Linked DNA regions of Mus musculus: all the other regions are linked to region 1. The links are chromatin contacts, found by Hi-C or POLR2A ChIA-PET in ENCODE. All regions are on one chromosome and are shown on one strand. The core of a region is the stretch at or near the end of the contact, and the rest is flanking DNA. Distances in the headings are between cores, read along the strand shown. Region 1 has its middle 36 kb from the start of Gm30713. Region 2 has its middle 100 kb from the start of Gm30713. Region 3 overlaps Sipa1l2 (signal-induced proliferation-associated 1 like 2).

The links. Hi-C counts contacts between places; a loop is a spot of excess contacts on that map. ChIA-PET counts read pairs that join two places held with the same protein, here RNA polymerase II (POLR2A).
Region 2: a map of left cerebral cortex shows a loop between it and region 1 (1.9-fold over the local background). The contact joins two enhancer-like sites. A Hi-C loop is called at or near these places in 1 of 37 maps with a recorded cell type or tissue (left cerebral cortex). POLR2A ChIA-PET finds 5 or more read pairs at or near these places in 1 of 5 experiments (embryonic stem cell).
Region 3: a loop to region 1 is called in a map of Patski, with 2.3 times the contacts of the local background. The contact joins two enhancer-like sites. A Hi-C loop is called at or near these places in 1 of 37 maps with a recorded cell type or tissue (Patski). POLR2A ChIA-PET finds 5 or more read pairs at or near these places in 1 of 5 experiments (Patski).

The regions. Positions count from the first base shown.
Region 1 is chr8:125,348,447-125,352,009 of GRCm38, reverse strand. No RefSeq gene overlaps it. Among named protein-coding and RNA genes, the nearest start is that of Gm30713, 36 kb to the left of the region's middle. Within about 2 kb of position 2,234, at least 1 of the 3 ENCODE cell types and tissues checked has a DNase peak (open chromatin) inside an H3K27ac peak, as active enhancers do.
Region 2 is chr8:125,283,954-125,287,378 of GRCm38, reverse strand. No RefSeq gene overlaps it. Among named protein-coding and RNA genes, the nearest start is that of Gm30713, 100 kb to the left of the region's middle. Within about 2 kb of position 1,763, at least 1 of the 3 ENCODE cell types and tissues checked has a DNase peak (open chromatin) inside an H3K27ac peak, as active enhancers do.
Region 3 is chr8:125,460,092-125,463,243 of GRCm38, reverse strand. The region is part of intron 10 of Sipa1l2 (signal-induced proliferation-associated 1 like 2); the gene reads left to right. Among named protein-coding and RNA genes, the nearest start is that of 4930566D17Rik, 61 kb to the left of the region's middle. Within about 2 kb of position 1,588, at least 1 of the 3 ENCODE cell types and tissues checked has a DNase peak (open chromatin) inside an H3K27ac peak, as active enhancers do.

The DNA.
Region 1 (3,563 bases), core at 985-3,484:
CAGACAATAAACACTTGCAGGCAAATTATAATTTTTTTTTCTCACAAACTGATGTGTCTTTGCCTCCAAGATTCAGAACTGGATTCCAAAGCAAGCCACAGTTCTCATGAGCTATGACACAAGCTATAAATAGATCAGGCTCAGTCACCAGCCTCGGTTTCCTTATCTGAAACGTGACAGGCTGGACTCAGTCACTGCTGGCTAACTCTGTCATCTTTGTCCACTGTCTGTAGATGTTGTTTTCCAGTGTGACAATACTTCCTGCCCCTGCCACCTGCCTCTGTGTGTTTCTTGATCTCTCTTCATGTGTCTCTCTTCCTTGTTCCCTGTCTCTCTGTCTGTGTTCTTCTCTGCGTCTCTTCCTGCCTTTTGTGTTGGGTTCATTTCCGTCTTTACACAGTGCAGTAAGCCACTCGCTGCCATGCCTCCTCCTGACATTCCCCTGCTGCCACAGCAGCTCTCTGCATGGTTGTCTTTCGTCCAGTGTATTCGCCATACACGACTACCAGGTTGTCTCTGCCAGACATAGCAGCACACAGCCATGAGAAGCCAACAGAGACCCTTCCCCCAGACACAAGCCACTGTGTGCCCAGATGTTCAGCTTTGTGGATTCAACTTTGTCAAACCCAGGAGGACATAGGCTTTGTCCTATTGTGCTGGCCAACAATCCTGGATGGTATCTGCAGCTAGACTCATCACCAAAATGACTGAGTAGAAACTGTCACACAACTTAATCTCGTCTCATGCTTTCTCACATGGCTCCCCTTTGACCACAGAGCGTCCTGGCAGCGGTGTATCCAGTGCTCACAGGTTAGATTATCCCATTTTACAGACAGAACTCAAGTGCAAATTGCAGAAGCAGGATCAAGACCTCCTGGTTGTTACTGAGCTGCAGTAAAAACAAAACAAAACAAAACAAAACAAAACAAAACAAAACAACCCTTGTTTTCTTAAAAGTGCAGATGCAGAAGTGGACCCAGGCTAGAATCTCCCAGAAGCCTGGTAGGGCCGTCCCAACTCCTTTCTGTTTGCAGGATCTGCAAGCAGGGCAAGGTGTTAGATACATTAGGTCCTGCAATGACCTCCACCTGTGTGGGATGAGGCTGGGCCTCAAAGTGGTACAGAGACAGCACTGAGCACAAATGCTCTGCCAGGTTCTCCCTGAGGTATCTCTCTTCCCCTACCTGTCTTCACTCTAACCTCTTTCCACTGCAGCAGACAGTGGTCATAGAGAACACATTTCCCTGTCATTCCACAGCTTCCACGATGAGCGCTAGTCTCGTGTCCTTCACTGTAAGCCCTGGTGGACACAGGCTCTGACTTGAACAGAAATATACAGGTGTTATGCTTTGAGTGTAAAGTGTCCCCTAAAGGCTTGTGCCTTTGAACACTTGGTCCCCAGATGGTGGCAATATGTTTGAAAGGCTGTAAAACCTTTACGAACCAGAAGAAAGTGGTTTGCTGGAGAGCTGGGGAATTTTAGGGAGTAGTGTTAGGTCAGGTGCCATTTTGGATCCACCACATAGTGAGCTCTAGGCAAACCTGGGTGAGCGAATGAGATTCTCTCTCTGAAAAGGAGTAAAAAGAGGTCTGAAGATGTAGCTCAGTGGTGGAGTGTTTACTGAAGGTGGGTGTAGACACACTGGGTCCTAGGCCCAGAACAGAAAACAAACAAACAAACAAAAAGAAAACAATAACAATAACAACAACAATAACAACAAAAACCTCACTTAAGATTTGGATGTTTCTGTTATCTAGTGTGTATAAATTGTGCTTCAATTTGGAATATTGATAGGTCTTTCTTTCTTTCTTTCTTTCTTTCTTTCTTTCTTTTTTTTCATTTTGAAAGGACACCTGGTCAGTTTGTACCGGGTGTTTCTAGGTAGTTGGCCTCTTGTTTGAGAATGAAATAAAACCTTGAGCAGATCGAAAAGTAGCAAGGAAGCTTTGCAGGAAGCAAAGTGACCACGCTAATCAGAAAGAAATTCTCTATGAAGAGAAAGCAGCCACACCTCAGAGCACCAGCAGGCTCAGTTCCCTTCCTCCTCATTTCTCAGCCCCCAGAGATGGCCAGCAGCCCTGTGCTGTTCCTGGGCAACTGCTGTCTCCATGGACACTCAGCCTCTTGCCCCTGTTCCCAGTCTTCTGTCTCCGAGTGCTCTTTCTTTATGAGGACACTGACCTCTGGCTTGGGTCCAGCTTAACTCATCATGACTTGGTGTTGACTGACAGTATCTATAAAGAACCTTTTTCCAAGTGGAGTGGCCTCTGAGGTCCTAGGTGGACACACCTTGGGGAGAGGGGAGACTTGCCCCCCACCCCCACTCCCAGCTTCTATCTTCTCGGGTTCTTCACCTGGTGTCATCAAAACTAGATGCAGAAGTGTGTGAAGACCACACTGAATGAGCAGCTCCTCCCTCTAGACTGGCCCTCCTACCCAGCATTCCGGAGCTCCAATCAACAGGCTCTGGGCTCTCAGCCAGGCTCCTGTCCTCGGGGATTAACTTTGCTTTGAATGATGAGCTCCAAACACTTGCACTCTGGTTAAGAGGAAACACCGCGTGACCCAGCAACCAGGAGACAAGGTTGTTAACCTCAGGAGCAGGCTCACATTCTGTAGGAGTTCCAACACTGTTGCTGGGAACAGAAAAGTGTCCCACCCCTCCCCCTTACCCAAGCCCTTCCCTCACCCCCCTCCCCGTTTGCATTTGATCTTACAGTGAAGACAGACAGTGAGATATTAGCCATGTTATCAACCGCATAGGAAATGGTCTATGTTCTGCAGATCTTACATATACACATATGTTACAGCATGAAGTGCTCCCGAGGAGGTGGTTACCAGGGAGCACTGCAAAACTCACTCAGGACATAAGAATCCGAACAAGGGAAGGCTCCACCTCAGTGCCTGTAGCCTTGGTGACCTCCCGTGGATGGTCCTGTTCTTCCTTCCTCTCTCTAGTTGCTTTCCGAGGCCCCCATCCTCATCCTAATCCCATGAGCAGGAATGAGCCAACTTTCCATGGTCCCAGAGTATGTGTCAGTCTTGAAAAGTTCTAAGACAACTGGGTCTCTGATGTTGAAGTGAGCTCTCACTATGGCCCCTCTCCGGCTCCTACCCTCACTGAACATTTTAAACGTGAAAAGTACTTATAAGACAGTCAGAAACAAACACAAGCCCTAGGCCTGTGGACCAGAAAGAAAAAAGTGTCTCTAAAGCTGACGGAGGCAGAAGGAAGTCCCTCAATCATAAGTAGCACAGCACCCGTTCCTCCAACGCACAACATCCATATAAACAGAGGGAGTGGGGGTGGTTGCCCGTGCCTTAGCGAGGCTAGCAGGGCTAGGGCAGAACTCAGCTGACCTCTTAAGGGTGTGGCCAGACTCCAAAAGCAGCTATGGGACTGAAGCATCTTCTCCTTGTGAGAGCCCACAGCCCCGTTCCCCTCCCACCCCACCCCCCACCCCCAGCACTGTGGGAGCTCAGAGCCCTATATCCTCCTCCCAACAAGACATTGTGGGAGCACAGAGCCTTGTTCCCACCAGGGCATTGTGGGGGATCAGAG
Region 2 (3,425 bases), core at 514-3,013, 64 kb after region 1:
GCCTCCAGCCAGCAGCCTAGAGGGCTGGAAAATTCTTTTCCTGGAGTAATAGGAAACAAATCCAGCATGAGAAACACAAAAAAGATTCAGAAGGGTCCTCCATGTCCCGTGTGGGGAGTACTTCTGGGGATCTTCCACCTAGCTGAGTCTACAGAGGGAACCCACCAGGAATTCTGAAAGGGAAAGAGAGAGAGAGGGGGGGGAGAGAGAGAGAGAGAGAGAGGAAGAAGAGGAGGAGGAGGGGAGGAGAAGAGAAGAGAAGAGAGAGAAGAAAAGAGAAGAGAAGAGAAGAGAAGAGAAGAGAAGAGAAGAGGAGGAAAGGAGACCAGAGCTTGCTTTTCTAAGAGAACGTGAATCTTGGAACTCATGCATTAACCTGGAAACTTCTTCACTGATGCCCAAGGAAAGGGAAGTCCTGGACTACACTGCATGAATGTCAAGATTGTAGCAAAAGGTGAGGTGAGGCTTGCTTCTCCAACAAAAGAACTCTAATTTCTCTATTCACCTTCCGGAGCTTCTGTGTCTTCCCTCCGCAAAGTATTCTGGGCAGAGCTCTCCCCCTTTCCCGAGGAAAACAGGATAAGCATACAATCCAGGCCCTACACACTCCACTCCCTCAGCCCCCATAGCTGTCACCGCCTGCCCGACCTCTCAGGGCCGAGTTCAGCTTCCTAGTACCTCTTTATCAACAACTGACTATCTCCTTGGTGTCCTCCCGTGTTCAGTGTCGTGTGCTGGGTCAGGGAGAAGCCCGGGGGCCGAGTTCCAGCCTTTCTGAGGCCCCACAGTCAAGCCAGGAGTCCTTGAGGATTTGGAATTACTCCGCTCTTCATCAGCACAGCTCACATGGTGTGGAGCTCATCCTGTAGGCTTGCCTTTCTCACACCCCTGTCCCTCGGGGATTCAAGCTCCTTTCCCATGATGCTCTGCAGCAGTCAGTGACTCACAGCTAGGGGGGTGGGGCGGGGATTGCTTAGATGGCCAAAAGAAGATCAAGCCAATGTCTCCACAAGGTCCTCAGAGAACTTACTTCTGCTTCCCTTTCTCATCTTCCTCCTCCTTCACTGCCCCGGGATTACCACCAACTCCAGGAATAGTTGGTAATCACAGAAGGCCAAAGGCAACATTCACTCTCCTCCTCAGAGATGCAGGAATGCTCACATCTGAGCCCTGCAGGGAGATAGAAGGGTTCCAACAGCAGTTGCTGGAGGCTCCAGCCTGCTACTCTCCCATCGGGAGAGGACTCCCTCCTCTGGCTCCGATACTCTGAGTCACTGGTGTGAGGTAATAGTCTAGCTGGCCCTGGGGCCACATCCCTCGCCCCCAACCCCAGTATCACATTTCTTGTGCCCGGACTTGAACTTGGGCTTTGCTATTTCAGCCCATGTGGGACCCAGATGTAGATGTCTGAAGGGGGACTTCTTTGTTTGTTGGGGCACTTTGGGTGATGCCAGCGTGTTATTTATAAATGTCCTTCCCACTCCATGATAAGGTGACTGAGAATAAGGCTGGAGAATTGGGACCAGAGCTTGTGAAGGAATCGTACTGACCCAAGCTAAACAGTGAAGAAATGAGACCAGAAAGCAACGAGAGGGCTTGGCAAAGGGTAGCAAGGGATACAAGGCCAGGGTGGGAAGGCCTGCGGCTGGTCAGTCATCTGCATGGCCAGCATGGATGGGAGGTATCCAGGCAACTGGAGACAGGAGAGGAAACACTCTCTGCGCCCTGTCATAGAAACCACTAGTCCTTATTTTAACAGCAACTGCGCTGACTACAGTAACAGCCATGCGGTTCCTGGCGCTTCAGAGAGCCCTTTTATTCCTGAGGGTCTCCCCTGACTTCTCAGGCCACCCAGCCTGTCTGTGTCCTTTGACCCTTCTCCATCCCTGCCAAGAGCTCAGCAAGATCGTGGGGCTCATAGAACGGTGCACAGCCACGTCTTTGTTGGCTGGCTTTTACAGAAGCTTGCCCTGGCATTCAAGATTGGGTAGCTTGGTTTCTAACCCTTTATGTAGGGAGAGGGTTTCTCCATCCCTGCTCACAACTCCAAACATCAAGCCCAAACGTTTATTTTGTGCATGTATGTGTATACAAGTGTCAGTAGGTATGCATATTTTTACAGGTATATGTGCCTGTACTGGAGGGCACACATGTGTTTGCCCATATGTAACACATCTGTATGTGAATGCCTTTGTGTGCTTGGCCTATGCTTTGTTGACAGTAGCTCCCGACCAGGCTCCCTTCATCCTCTGCCCTCCTGTCTGAACCGGATTCAACAGGCATGCTTTAGAACATAATTCAAACCACGTTTTGCTTCTGCTCAGAGCATCCCAACAGCCCCTGGTTCTTCTCAGAGTACAAACAGAACTCCTGAAACCTGGAGTTCTGCCTCATATGGCCTCCTGTCTCCCTCGCTGCCCAGTCTCCTTCACCCTGCTCTCTGACCTCTGACAGAGCCTCTTCCTGCCTACATCTGTCTGCAGTCTAGCCTGGGCCTCAACCCACTCAGCCCAGGCTGGTCTCCTCTATGGCTCCCCCTATCGTATCTGCACGGCTTGCCCCTCACCTCCTCTATGACTTTAACTAACTGTTCCTCTGTCTCCAAGACCTACTGAGACTGCCCTATTCAAAACGCCTCTGCACTCTCTCCCAGCATCCCCAGATTCTCTTTGCAGTCTATTTACTTCTCAGGGTGTCACTCCTAACCATGTCAGTACCTCACTTAGGACATGGGCTGTTTGGGGGAAGATAGGTAATCCAAGAAAGCAGAGGTTTTGGGTTGTTTTGCTCACCCCTAAACCCCAAGCCATTAGGCCAGTGCTACCCTAGAGCTATTTAACATACATTCTCAGTGCCAGTTAACTGCTGGTCATCATCATATGTAGGAACTATGGTTGGGTGGAATCGTTCCCTTGCCTTGAAACCATTGACATCTGTGATGGTTTGTATATGCTTGGCTCAGGGGAATTAGAAGGTGTGGCCCTGTTGGAGTAGATGTGTCACTGTGGGTGTGGGCTTTAAGACCCTCATCCTAGCTGCCTGGAAGCCAGTATTCTGCTAGCAGCCTTCAGATGAAGATGTAGAACTCTCAGCTCCTCTTGCACCATGCCTGCCTGGATGCTGCCCTGCTCCCACTTTGATGATAATGGACTGAACCTCTGGTCCTGTAAGCCAGCCCCAGTTAAATGTTGTCCTTATAAGACTTGCCTTGGTCATGGTGACTGTTCACAGCAGTAAAACCCTAAGACAACCTCCATTTCAAGGTCACATCTGTGTGGCCTTCCAAGTCAAGCCCATTCATTGGATTAAGTCTTCCACATAAATATCCCTGAGATTCTGCAGCAGGAAACAATTTAAAGTCTTACAATTCATTCCCTCTCCGGCATTCTCTAGGGTGGGTAAGGTTCTTCTTTATAGCTAAGCCT
Region 3 (3,152 bases), core at 339-2,838, 110 kb before region 1:
TCATATATTACATCGCAGCTGCAGTTTTCCCTCCCAGGCCCCTCCCCGCTGCTCTTCCCCAACAAATTCCTGTCATATCAAAGGGGACATTTTTATGAGGACAGTGCATTGGCTGTATCTACCTTCTGGACTCAGGACACAAAGGTCTCCTTTCTCCTCCCTCATAGGGGCACACGCCTGGTCGCATCTGTGCCATGCCCAAGCTGCATGCAGCTGCCACACACTTGAAGCATGGCTGAATTTTTCACTTTAATTAAATCAGCTTAATTAACCACAGGTGGCTCTAATGGCCGCCCCTTTGGGGAGCTCATCCCTAAATGGGGATCTTTTAGAAAACAAACCACTCCGCTCTGTGTCATCTTGGTCTCGGTGGTTAAGATGCCAGAGTTTGTAAAGTCTGTTAGATTGAACTTACTTAGCACTGGCTCCCAGCCTGGTGGGTTTGTTTTTGTGATGCTGTGGATAGAACCAGAGGCCTTGTGCACACTAGGCGTGGACTCCACCCTTGAGCTCCAGCCCTAGCCCCCTGGTCTTTCAGTGGCCATGTTTCCTACATTTGCCAATAGGTTTATAAAATAAAGGTTTAAAAAGAGCTGAAATCCTTCTTGGTGTTAAAGGTCCGACTCCTGTAAAGCCCTCACAAGGAGTTTCTCATAACCTCACATTTCCAGACTCTGCCCATTAGACCCTACCGCCTTGTCCCAGGACCCCATGAGCCAAACTTAAGATAAAGAAGCCACAATGGAAGATAAAAAACTATTTCATAAAACAAAAGTCAAATTGAGTAAGAGCTAAGCTTCCTCTCGGCCTTCCTAGAATAGAAGCTGACGTGGCCTGTAAGTGAACGTCTTTGACAGCAACTTTTAAGGGCATCTGTGGTGGGAATACAGATGTGTGCCTCCTCTGTCAGCAAGGGTCAGGTCTTCAGTTTCTCCTGGAGACAAGACAACTGCAGAGATGAGTGAAAACGTTTCCAGACCTGATATAGGTTTGGTCTGCTGTTGCTCTGTAAGAAACTCTAGAAGCTTTTAAGAACGTTAGATAATAAAAATAGTAACATTCTCATTATGCCTGGTATTTTGAGCACATGATTTCAAAGAATAGAATTTCCTAAGGAATATTGAATTGTTTTTCAGCTAAAACAAATAAACAAAACTACAGAGTGGATGTTTTTGCTGCTGTCTTTTCCTCAAGAGCATGTTTTTCCTCCAAAGAGGCTTTCTTATCTGCCTGGATCTGCCTATAATTAATTCTTTGTTTTAAGTGCAATTGAAAATAGCCAGGATATTTATTCAGAGACTTCGCCTTTGTTGATGCCCTTCCCAGAGCACACAGTCTTCTCCTTACATTGCTCAGCTGCCCTCTCTCTGTTCTCACCTCTGGGGAAGGAACCAACCCAGCACACATCAAGCAGGACTCTCCATTGAGCTTTTTTAAAGTTAGTGTTTTCATTCTTCCTGATTCACTTTCACTTCTGATGGGGATGGGCCCTGAGAATGGTATGTGCTGTAGTCAGAAGTCCTCTGCCTGCAGCCCTGTCACACCAGCTCTTAGCTATGCAGGAAGTGCTGCTCTGGGTGTCCCAGCCATGCCCCAGTACAGTCAGGCCCTGTAGTACTCTGTTATGTTAGAAAGAGGGAGTTCATGTATGTGTCTCACACATGCTCCTGTGTGCATGTTGCTAGAGGCCTCAGGAATGCTAGGCAAGTACCAAGCTGCTTTCCCAGCTTACGTATGCATGCACATGCACACCAATAAATAATAAACCTTTTAAATAAAACTGAAAACTCTCTTTAAGGGCAGCTTACATTGGTTTCATGGTCCTATAGTTAAGGATACAGGATTTGCCTGAGGCTCTGACATCACATTTGATTTGTGGTGTGGAAAATTACCTCCATCTTCTTTCATAAATTGGCTCTTAGAGCCTGTCAGGAAGGAAAGGAGTTAAATGAGCAGTTATGTGCATGTGCACACATCTGTGTGATTTTTTACTATGTAGTGGGCCTCTGTGCAAGTTCTATGAGGGTGACAGACACGGCAAAACTAGCTAATTATAAGGAATCTTACCTCAGTGCTGTGCCTCTCTGAATGAGAAAGTGCCTCATTCATTCATAGATAGATAGATAGGTTGATTGATAGATAGATAGATTAGCTCAGTAATACTCTTACAGGATATCAGTGAGAAATAATTTGAGAACCCATCTGCTTCCTCCTGCAGCCTGAGGGGCCTTCAGGTTAATGGGCACTTCTGGCTGTCCTCAGGTCAGTGATGCCTGCCTGGTTCCACCCTTCACTACAGAGTTGACTGAAGTCTTGTGTGGAGCTGGTGTGTTTGTGTGAATCAAAAGCCACGCCTGCTCTGAAGTCATTTCTGAGCCTCAAGGACAGTCCAGCTGCCTGCCTCCACCCTGCTCCCAGTTGAAAGAAACCAGGGCCACTTTTGGTTTCTTGATGGAGTTGGTGGGGGAAGCTCATTAAGGAATCTCCTGCTGGGCCAGGACCCTTGAGTAAATTCTAGCCCATCTCGGGAGCGACCCGGAGCACCGGGGATGACTCTTCAAATGGAAATGAGCTGAGGAATGGGCTCATTCTGGCTACTGGGCCGGAAGTGCTGCCACTCCCTGGGCTGCCTGATTAAGGTCTTTCTGACTGAGATTACTAAGTAGGTGCAGGGCTTGCCAGGAAGTATGCAGACCTGAGTTTAGATCCCTAGGCCCACAGGAGAGCAGCCCTGGGAGGTTGGAAGCCCAGCGTTCCTCTGGCAAGACGGGAGGCAGAGCTAGGAAGCCCCAGAAGTTCAGGGCCTGCCAGTCTGCTGTGCATCAGCGACCCCCGTTTCAAGGTGGACCGTGAGAATAGACACCCAGGGTTGTCCTGTGACTTTCATATGGGCACCGTGGCCCACATGCATCCACCCACCCACATTTACACACACAAAGTTGTTGGGTTTTGGTTTTGTTCTATTTAAAGATCTTTTTCTGTTTTTCAAAGATCAGGCCCCACCCCTAACCCTCGCATTCAGTCAGTGACATTTTAGGGGAAAGGCATCCTTCAAAGGCCGCTGTCTGAGAAGTAATGACTCTCCAGAGCCATGCATGACTTGCCACACATTGCGAATTTAGTAAATATGTCCAATAAAAATGGAAATGAAA